Linked DNA regions of Homo sapiens: region 1 is linked to region 2. Evidence: chromatin loops called from intact Hi-C (ENCODE). Cell type or tissue: PC-3. All regions are shown on one strand. Each heading gives the region's core, and the rest is flanking DNA. Links, peaks and the distances in the headings are about the cores only.

Region 1 (5,380 bases), core at 174-5,173, 52 kb before region 2:
TCTTCTGCTGTGTGGAGACAGCAGAGAGCCTGCTCCAACTCTCCCACACACTGCCTGGAATACTAAAGGCGGCTGGCCAGATCCTCAGACTCCTGGAATGAGAGAGGTTCAGATGGGGCCCAAAGGACTCCCCCTAATGGCCTGTCAAAGTGCCAAGTTGAAGGATGATGGGGTGCCCAGATTCCGACCTTCTTTCTGCCTGGCAGCATGCTGAGTGTAAGCCAGGCTGTAACTCAGCTTTCTCTGATACAAGGATTTCTACATTCTGAATGTGAACCTTTGGTAGAAAAGCCAAAAGCTGATAGAGAAGGGAAGAAACATTCTCCAGAGGACAGGAGGGAACTTCACACTCTCTACTCACCTGTAACTGCTCCCTTAGGGCTCCCTGCTTTTGGTGGCACTCTTTCTTTTCCTATAGGAAGAGGAAGACAGAGCTCTTACTAGGGGGAGGCAGAGATGGTACAGCAAGGGACATGCCCCAGGACAGTTCCACCCATGGGACCAAGTTATCAGGGACCTTATGGGGATGGGGTGGAATCTGAGGGGTGAGCCTTCTTCCCCAGGCTGGACTAGGTGAGACAAGACTGAGGTCTCTACATCTGAGTGCCTCCCAAACCCAGCAGTCATGTTGTAAGCAAAGAGTTACTTCTTCCAACTGATCCACCATTTCTTGGTTCTGTTGTTTCTTTAGAGAGAGTTAAAAGAAGGTGACTGAGGATGGCACCCTTGACTCTATTCCCCAGATCAGGAAGGGGTAGGCAGCAGCCAGGAATGGATTTTAAAGGCAAAGTTCTCAGACTCAGTGGAAACATGAACTGGTAAACTCTCCTCAAGCTCCCAAGGAAAGAGGATTTGGGTCTTTGTTGGTTTTGGCCCACAGCCATAGAACTGAAAGTCTGAATCTGGAGTCTCTCAAAGGGACAGTAACATAAACCTCTAGAGATGAAGTGTGAGAAAAGCCCACCCTTCTGCCAGCTTGTAATTTAGAAAGGTGCATTCATTCAACAAACATTTACTGAGCACATATGTGCCAGGTATGGTTCTTAATAGCAGGGATACAAGACAGAAAAAGACAGACAGGAGCCCTTGGCCCTGAGGTTTTCATTCTAGTGGGCTTTTTTGTTTTTGTTTTTTTTTTTTTGAGACGGAGTCTTGCTCTGTTGCCCAGGCTGGAGTGTAGTGGCACCATCTCGACTCACTGCAACCTCCACCTCCCAAGTTCAAGCGATTCTCCTGCCTCAGCCTCTCAAGTAGCTGGGACTACAGGTGCGTGCCACCATGCCTGGCTAATTTTTGTATTTTTAATAGAGACGGGGTTTCACTGTGTTGGCCAGGCTGGTCTTGAACTCCTGACCTCCTGATCCGCCTGCCTCAGCCTCCCAAAGTGCTGGGATTACAGGCATGAGCAACCATGCCCAGCTCTAGTGGGCCTTTAAACCTTGGACTCTGAGAGCTAACAGAGACCTTTGATATTCTCTAACTTTACCTCCTCAGGAAATGCAAGCCCAAGGAGAAGAGGTGGCTTGTTCAGAATCAAAGAACAAATTAGGGACTCAATCAAGGTAAAAATACAGGGCTCCTGACAACTAGTCAGGCTAGCACTTCCCCAAGAAGCAACAACCCCAGGCACTCAAAGTACCCTAGGTTGAGATGATATTAGGAAGATTCAAACTGTCAAATTCAATTTCCCAAGATCTGTTCCACAGGAGATAAGCAGATCTTACTCCAGAGACCACTGATTGAAGGGCATTCTGGTCCCAGAACCATGGAGAATTCGAATATGAGGTGGAAAACTCAAAAAAAAAAAAAAAAAAGCTAAACTCTCTGGAGAGTAGAAGTCTGGGAGAAAAACAAACCAAACCCATTCTCCTATTGCTACCCAGAGACACTGTCAACGTTTTGAGCTCATGGGGAAAGTGTGGGCTTTTCACATTGTCAATGTCTATGCTAAGGGAGTAAGGCAGCTTGAAACCTTTCGTTCCTAGATCCCATAGTCCCCATTCCCCTTCCAGCTGGAAATCTGTGCTGTGACCAGAGGAACCAGAAGCAGGGTGAGAACACTTAGTGGACTGGGTCCTAAGATCAAAGGCCAGTCTCGTGGCAGTAATGACAGTTCCTAGGGGGACTGTGATGTCACTATATTTTACTCCTCCCTGGGGTGGGGGCTGGCTATCAGCATGAGGCCCGAGTCACCACTTTGAGATGTGGGAGGTGGGTGCAGGGCCAGGACCCAGGACCTTGGAGATGTCAGCCCAAAGACCCCAGGGAGGTCAGGCTTGGGGCAGCAGAAGGTGAAGACTGAGTATGGAGCAGGGAGCCCCAGAAGTCACCCACCCAAAGTCACCCTGGTGCGACTGGTGAGGGCAGAGGCTGGGCTGCTGAGGGGGAGGGGCTGGCTGACAAGATTTTGGTTGGGGGAGCCCAGAGGCACTGGGTGGGGCCCAGCCCAGTGTGCCTCAGGAGTGCCACAGACTCTGGCAGCAGTCCTGCCATTGGAGGGAGCCTGGGACGGTGGGCCACAACCTGGTGCATTTACCTTTTTCTTGGCCATGGCCAATTTGCTCTGTCAGGTTTCCTCCGATATCACAGGGCAGGGAGAGGCGGGGATGGGGCCACATCAGCATGATCCCAGTGACAACTACTAAACACTTCTAGTAGCCTACCACACAGCTGTGTGACTGAGCCAGGGGAGGTGTAAACAAGGTCGCACTAGAATGCATAATAGGGGTATGGCCTTAATGCTCCAAGCCCATTGGTCTATGAGAAAGCTGAAAGGGAAAGGAGGCATGGTCAGGCAGCAGCGTGTCCAGAGGGACCTGTGGCCTCACAAGGAAAGCTGCTCATGCAACCGCTGTCTCCGCTCACTCTGGGAGAGAGGCAGGGCCAGCTTTCATTTTAGAAACTTTAAAACTTTAAAAAATAAACTTTAAAAATAATATGTCTGTGTACTTTATATATGTGTGTGTCTATATGTGTGTGTATCTATGTGTTCCTCCGGAGCTGTCTTCATTATCCAGCTTCTGTGCCAGGCCTATGATTTTGGCCTTTATTTTTCATCTTCAAATGGAGTAGAAGAATTACCAATATTCCATCAATTGAGGTACAAATCCTGTAAAAATGGAAAAATCCATAGCACGCTTGATGATTAATGAAGCAGACTACGTTATCCAACATTCCAATGAGACAAAATAATCATAGTGATTTCTCTTTTTTGGAAAAAGTTTCTCTTATTCTCCTACATTATTGTTAAGATTTTTTTTTACACAAGAAACATGTCTAATATCTTTAAAAACATAAAGCTTTTGGGCTGGGCATGGTGGCTCACGTCTGTAATTCCAGCACTTTAGGACACTGAGGCAGGTGGATCACCTGAGGTCAGGAGTTCGAGATCAGCCTGGCTGACATGGTGAAACCCTGTCTCTACAAAATATACAAAAAATAGCCAGGTGTGGTGGGGTGGGCACCTGTAATTCCAGCTACATGGGAGGCTGAGGCAGGAGAATCACTTGAACCCGGGCGGCAGAGGTTGCAGTGAACCGAGATCGCGCCACTGCACTTCAGCCTGGGTGACAGAGCAAGACTCCAACTCACAAAAATAAATTAAATAAATAAATAAATAAATAAATAAACAAAGCTTTCAATTTAATAAGCATTCAAAGCTCCTTAACAGTTTAAAGCAAATACAGGGCCCTTCTAAAGTAAGGCTAAATGCTAAGTGATAGGGGAGAGAAAAAGGACATAAATAACTCCTACTCTCATGGGGTTAATCACTAAATTCTATTTTTCTAGAATCACCTGGAATCTCTAAACCTTGTAAATGAATCTGAATTTCTCACTCAATAGTTGGCTATGACTTACAATCATGAAAACCAAGAACTGTGTTATGTCATTGTGTATTGCTTGTTATGTGAATTCCACACTAGGTTGGTATCAATGGTTGAAGCTTTCATGATTTGATCCATAACCTTTGTGCTTCTTATCCCAAACCAAACTAAGCTTTTTTCTAGAGTTCTACAATTTGTAGTTAGTTAGTGTACAAGAGTGGTTCTCAAAAATGTAGTCTCTGGACCAGCAGCAGCTAAGAACTTTTTACAAATGCAAATTATCAGGCCCCACCCTAGAAGTGATGAATCAGAAACTCTGGAGTAGGGCCCAGCAATCTGTGCTTCAATAAACCCTCCAGGTGTTCAAGAACCTCTGGCATACAGCAGGTAGAAAAATGTGTTTCCTTCTGTAGGTCCAAAGCCAGGGATGCTATATGTTCTGTCTTGATATGAAACAATGACATGCAATTAAAAGACATAAATCTCCTTCCTACTTCCACCCTCCATCCAATGTGTTTTATTTTTATGAGTTAAATTAGAAAACAAGTGGCAATCAGAGATTTAGTCTAAAAAGTGTATTTACAGGTAACAGTTCTCATCCAGCCTGATCTCACACAATACCATTTACATCCTCTTACATCTAAAGTTTTAGAAAAGGATCTTCACAATGTAAGTCTCAGGCACAGTAGGAGTTCTATAATAAAAGATCAAGTAGATCTGAATGTCCAAACTTATTAGAAAAAAAATGGAATCATTGGTTATATTTTCAAATTGCATTCAACATGAAATTAAAAGTTTTGAAATTTTTTCACCTTCATAATTCTAAGTTAATAGAATTAAACCAGAATACTCCATTCTTTCAAAGCCTCTAGCCAGGCAAAATTTTACTCTATTACTTCTTGCTTTCAATGGATACAAAGGAGAGTCCTGGTAGGCACATTTTGTATACCTGCAAAGATGCAGAACAGTTTCATCTGTTCGATATTAAAACACAAGCCCTGTAAACCTTAGATGGTGAGTGTAATACTTCAGCACTAGCACCAAAGCCTCAAATGTGAAAAGATACCAAGAACACCACTAGCAAACAAAAGTAAACTCTCAACCAGGAGCAGTAGTTCACACATGTAATCCCAGCACTTTGGCAAGCCAAGGTGGGAGGATTACTTGAACTCAGGAGTTCAAGACCAGCCTGGGCAGCATAGCGAATTCATATCTCTACAGAAAATTTTAAAAATTAGCAGAGCGTGGTGGCACACACCTGTAGTCCTAGCTACTTGGGAGGCTGAGGCGGGAAAATCCCTTGAGCCCAAGAGTTTGAGGCTGCAGTAGCTATGATCATGCCACTGCACTCCAGTCTGGGTGACAGAACGAGACCTAGATAATTACATTCTGTCCTGCTCCTGTTTACACTAAAATCACTAAGTTAAAATGCTTTCATTCAGCAGGATAAAAATTAAGTAAAATGTGACTTTGGAGTTTGGCTAGCAAAAAGCAAAGAAAAAATACAGCAAAATGACAAATTACTTACTGGGAAAAAGTTTTTGTAACTTCAATGA
Region 2 (5,380 bases), core at 310-5,309:
CTTGCTATGTTGCTCAGGCTGGTCTTGAACTCCTGGGCTCAAGCAGTCCTCCCACCTCGACCTACCAAAGTGCTGGGATTACAGGTATGAGCCACCATAACCGACCTTTGTTTTAATAGAGACAAAGTCTCCCTCTGTCACTTGTGTGATCATAGCTCACTGCAACTTTGAACTCCTGGGTCCAAGCAATCCTCCTGCCTGAGCCTCCTAAGTAGCTAGGACTACAGGTATATGCCATCATACTTGGCTAGAAAATATTGATTTAACATTTTTCTTTACCTTTTTCAGATTTGAAACTCTAAACTGGGGAAAAAGAATAGTAGAAACAGAATTGAGTCATAACACATAGTATAACCTTGGTTGTAGATAGCAAAACCAAACTAGATGTTTTACCTGCTCTAATTTTACCTATTGTCTGTGTCTTCCCACATAATTGTTTATCATACACTATGTTTTCTGTTTCATTTATTAGAGGCAACAAAGTCTATCAGCAAAAGCACAGACTGTGAAAACAGTTCTGAGTTAAATCCTAGTTCCAGCCTAAATTCTAGTTCCAGACTTAACTTCTCTGAGCCTCATTTTTCAAATCTAGAAAGTGGGAGTAGGCTGGGTGTGGTGGCTCACAACTATAATCCCAGCACTTTGGGAGGTCGAGGTGTGTGGATCACCTGAGGTCAGGAGTTCAAGACCAGCCTGGCCAACATGGTGAAACCCCACCTCTACTAAAAATACAAAAAAAATTAGCCATGTGTGGTGGCATGTGCCTGTAGTCCCAGCTACTTCGGAGGCTGAAGCAGGAGAAACGTTTGAACCTGGGAGGCAGAGGTTGCAGTGAGCTGAGATCGTGCCACTGCACTCCAGCCTGGGCGATAGAGTGAGACTCCGTCTCAAAAAAAAAAAGAAAGAAAGTGGGAGTAATAGCTATTTTATGAGTTGCTATGAGAATTATTGAGATGACATATCTTTGCCACATACAGAATTTAGACTCAGTATGACAGTTTTTCCTTTTAGGCATCTTTTGATCTTTTGCTTATATCCTTGTTTTTTCTTTAGAATTAGAGGGTCCATAAATTCAGGACATAGGGAAAAAGGAACATTTACTATTTTGTAGCGGTAAACAAGGTTCCTTTCCTTTTTGGGTTGCTCTACTCATATGAAATGTATGCTTATTTCTGTACCTTAAACAATTTTCTGTTGGGTTGGGTAGAGCTTGCCACATTTTAATGGCAAAAAAAACACAAATTACTTTTGCACCAACCTAATAGTAATTTATGTTTCAGGCATTTCAGTTTTCCTGTAAAATCATCTGGGTTCATTTATACCTTTATTTTCAGCCCTATTACTTATGCCTGGGAAGGTGGAAAATTGATATCAGAGAATGATGATTTTGAAGATATGGTGGTAACAAGAGAAGATTACGAAGAAAATGGACATAGCGTCTGTGAAGAGAAATTTGATATTTAAGCAACATTTTTGAATGAAAGTTGTGACCATAAGGTTTAATTTCAAAGTTCCTTTTAAAAGAGGTTAAGGAACTGTGTTACCTTTTGTCCTAAGAAAAAGGCTTGAATTTATGTAAATACTTTGATCGATTGCTAATTTTCAAAGGCTTCTTAGGTAGGTTACTACAGTAAACTGTAACTCAGTCCACATTTTCATTTAGGAGCTAGACTACCATAACAATGCTTATGCTGTTTCCAAGGGTAGGTTATTTTTCATTAAAAGAAGAATGAATGCATTTTAAGTTTAATTCTTCATAGCTGAAAGCACAAATTTAACGGCTTCACTGGACAGTTTTCCTTAGAAGGTAGTTTTGTGTGACTGTGACTAAACTATTTTATTTTAAAATGTCATTCTTATTTATACATTCTAAAGTTGGAAAGACTGATCTTATATGTGTATAATGTTTATTTTGTACCTAGAGTACATTTAAAAGGGTGGAGACTAAGCTAATAAAGTTTTTTTGGCCACTACTGTGTGGGCAGAATATCTTATTTCACTCATAAAAGTACTATTTTTTTTAGGATGAATGAAAAGAGATTTGAAGTTAACTCAGGGTTGTTCAAGAACTTTTTTTTTTTTTTTTTTTGAGACGGAGCCTTGTTCTCTCACCCAGGCTGGAGTGCAGCGGCGTGATCTTGGCTCACTGCAACCTCCGCTTCCCAGGTTCAAGCGATTCTCCTACCGCAGCCTCCCGAGTAGCTGGGATTACAGGCGTGTGCCACCACCACCACACCTGGCTAATTTTTGTATTTTTAGTAGAGACAGGGTTTCACCTTGTTGGCCAGCCTGGTGTTGAACTCCTGAGCTCAAGTGATCTGCCCGCCTTGGCCTCCCAAAATGTTGGGATTACAGGCATGAGCCACCGCGCCTGGCCTGTTCAAGCACTCTTGATACAAATGTTAGCATTTTGTTTTTAAAACAAAACAGTGATCCATAATAAACATTAAAGTGTTAGATTCCAGCTTTCCAATTTCAGGGAACAGCTGACAGTGACATCAATGAATGGATCAGGTACGCTTTTCTGATTGCAAGCAGTAGAAACTCATTTGGGCTATATCTTCAGCAGAACAAAATTTATCCAGGACAAAGGATAGCTTATAAAGTCTAAGAAAAGCTGGGTCCACAGCCTTAAGAAAGATAAAAACCAGAGTAATTTTAGAAATCTTAAGTTACAGAAACAGGGACAGTCCTAGAGCCCTGCCATCAAAATATCTCAGCTCCTGTATTTTCTATCTTATGTCATTGTGCTCATGAATCAAATTTCTAGCAGTGTTTTCCCCTAACTAGGATTATGTTCCTACCCTATGGCTCTAGGGACTTTGATTGACAATCCTGCTATGATGGCCTAGAGTCAAAGAGTCTCTCAAGGAAAACTCAAGTGAAAAGATGAATGCTGGTCAGGGTGAAAGCTGTCCACTTACAGTCATAGATTATATTGCTTTAGGGCCTGGTCATTCCTTCCTAGGCCTAGACTGGTTATCATTGCAGAGTTGCAAAGTGACCATGTTTGTGTGATACCCGGTTACTGGCATATAATCTGTGGACAGTGCAGCAAGAAGATGCTGGTGGTACAAAAGAAATTCTTGCAACCAAACAATATAACTGTGCTAGAAGTTCAAGGTGATGTCAATGGAGGTAAAAAGGTAAGTCCTCATTTAAAGTCCATTACCTGTCTGGACCTCATCCTGGATGGCAGAATGCCAACCAGGTGTTTTTCCTTTGAGAAAATGGGTCATTCCTCAAAGCTGCCTTTGTCCCAAACATGCCCCAGCCTGATGTTTACATTCTTCTGAGAATAGTGTGTATGTGTGTTTTCACATGCTTATTACAGTAAACTAATTTCTATATAAATTAGGTCTCATAGTGCTCATTTTGGAGCCACTATAAATTGGTGTTTTTGTGTGTGTGTTTTTGTTGAGATGGAGTATCACTCCATTGCTCAGGCTGGAGTGCGGTGGCAGGATCTTGGCTTACTGCCACCTCCGCCTCCTGAGTTCAAGCAACTCTCCTGCCTCAGCCTCCTGAGTAGCTGGGACTATAGGTGCATGCTGCCACTCCCAGCTAATTTTTGTATTTTTAGTAGAGACGGGGTTTCACCATGTTGGCCAGGTTGGTCTCGAACTCCTGACCTCGTGATCCACCCGCCTCGGCCTCCAAAAGTGCTGGGATGACAGGCATGAGCCACCGTGCCTGGCCCTACAAATTGATTTTTGACATTAATGAACATAAACCCTAATCTGTTATCACTAGGATCAAAGCTTTCATCCATTTCAACACCTATCTAATTTTGAAACTTTATTGCTAAATATAGATGTTGTTTTAATATGTTTGATTTCAAAGAACACTTTTAATATTAGCTCTATCTGGAGACAGTATAGGTCGTAAAAAATTGGCTCTAAATAGTAATACTGGAGTGACACTTTAAAGATATGTATTGTTGTGGAAAAACATTTTTGAATTTTTGAATTCAGTAATGATTGCCTCAACATAGCAAACTGATCATGTTCACCTATTTCTCTACCTGTTCCAAGTCACATTAAACGTCCGCTGCAGGGGGGAGGGAGGTACATGAGGGAGGAATACACAGGGTGCATTTCAATGCTATTTGTGATATAGTATTTCTCAAGCTAGATGTTGGACACTGGGTATTCATTTTATTAGAGTCCATATTATGTGCATGACAAAATTCTGTTATCTTTTGTAAGATTAAATCCATAATTCTAGTAAACAAAAAGAGTACTACTGATGTGGAGAAGTGTCTAAAATATGGAAAACAAATATGATTAGATTGTTAGAGAAACAAGAAAACCCATATCCCAAATCAGGGCAGGAGAAAACTACCAAAGAGGTAAGAACAATTCCAGAGATATTTTAATCTCAGGACAAATACAGAGAGTAGGAGAAGGCTGGGCATGGCGGCATGTGTCAGCAGTCCCAGCTACTCAAGAGGCTGAGGTAGGAAAATTGCTTGAGCCTAGGAGTTTGAGGCTGCAGTGTGCTACAGCTTCACCTGTGAATAGCCACTATATTTCAGCCTGGGCAACATAGTGAGATCTTGTCTAAAAAAAAGAGTAGAAGGAGATCATGGGTTAGCCACTAAAAGATTGAAACCTACAGCTGTGCCCTATTCCCTGTCTTGTTATTGAGGCTGGGCAGTAAAAGGGGTTAAAGTGTAAAGGTTGGAAAGGAAAGACTAGAACCTGAAATAATTTCATATCCCCTAAGGGCATCAAAGTAAGAAAAAAATTTTAACGGAGCAGTGGGTTGTGTCACTGAACTCTGATTAAAGCCAAGAGCTTGGACCTCATTAGAAAGAATTCAGACAGGGCAGGGCCCTAGGGAACTCAGCACATCTCCCTCTTGTTTCCCTCTCACCCCCCACCAACAACCAGAGGCAAAACACCAAATTAGAACTTGGATTGGCCAGGCATGGTGGCTCACACCTGTAATCCCAGCACTTTGGGAGGCTGACGTGGGTGGATCACCTGAGGTCAGGAGTTCGAGACCAGCCTAGCCAACATGGTGAAACCCCGCCTCTACTAAAAATACAAAAAATTAGCCGGGTGTGGTGGCAGGTGCCTGTAATCCCAGCTACTTGGGAGGCTGAGGCAGGAGAATCACTTGAACTTGAGAGGCGGAGGTTGCAGTGAGCCGAGATCGTGCCATTGCACTCCAGCCTGGGCAAAAAGAGCGAAACTCCGTCACACACACACAACAAAAACCAAAAAAACAAAAAAACTTGGATTCACCCATGGGTAAACAGGAATTCAGAAATGAAAAAAAATGAGCAGACAACCAAGCATTAAATATTTGAGGGATACTTATCACCAGAGAGGCCCCAAATCTAACAAGAATGAATCCCTAAGGGAAGAAAATA

The links. A loop is a pair of places that touch in the nucleus more often than their neighbours do. Peaks named below come from ENCODE experiments on the same cell type or tissue, not always from the same donor. Only the 100,000 strongest peaks of a DNase experiment are listed, where the experiment ranks them.
Region 1: it touches region 2 in a loop (7-fold over the local background); 1 of 110 quality-filtered maps calls a loop at or near these places.

What each region holds. Positions count from the first base shown.
Region 1 is chr12:100,170,576-100,175,955 of GRCh38, forward strand. It overlaps the pseudogene GOLGA2P5. Among named protein-coding and RNA genes, the nearest start is that of MIR1827, 17 kb to the right of the region's middle. In PC-3, for the core only: no CTCF peak of the experiment used is centred there; no DNase peak of the experiment used is centred there.
Region 2 is chr12:100,222,452-100,227,831 of GRCh38, forward strand. ACTR6 (actin related protein 6) reads left to right here. Exons shown (of 11, transcript NM_022496.5): 11 at 1,335-1,973. The coding sequence ends at 1,464. Among named protein-coding and RNA genes, the nearest start is that of ACTR6, 24 kb to the left of the region's middle. In PC-3, for the core only: no CTCF peak of the experiment used is centred there; no DNase peak of the experiment used is centred there; H3K27ac peaks cover 301 bases.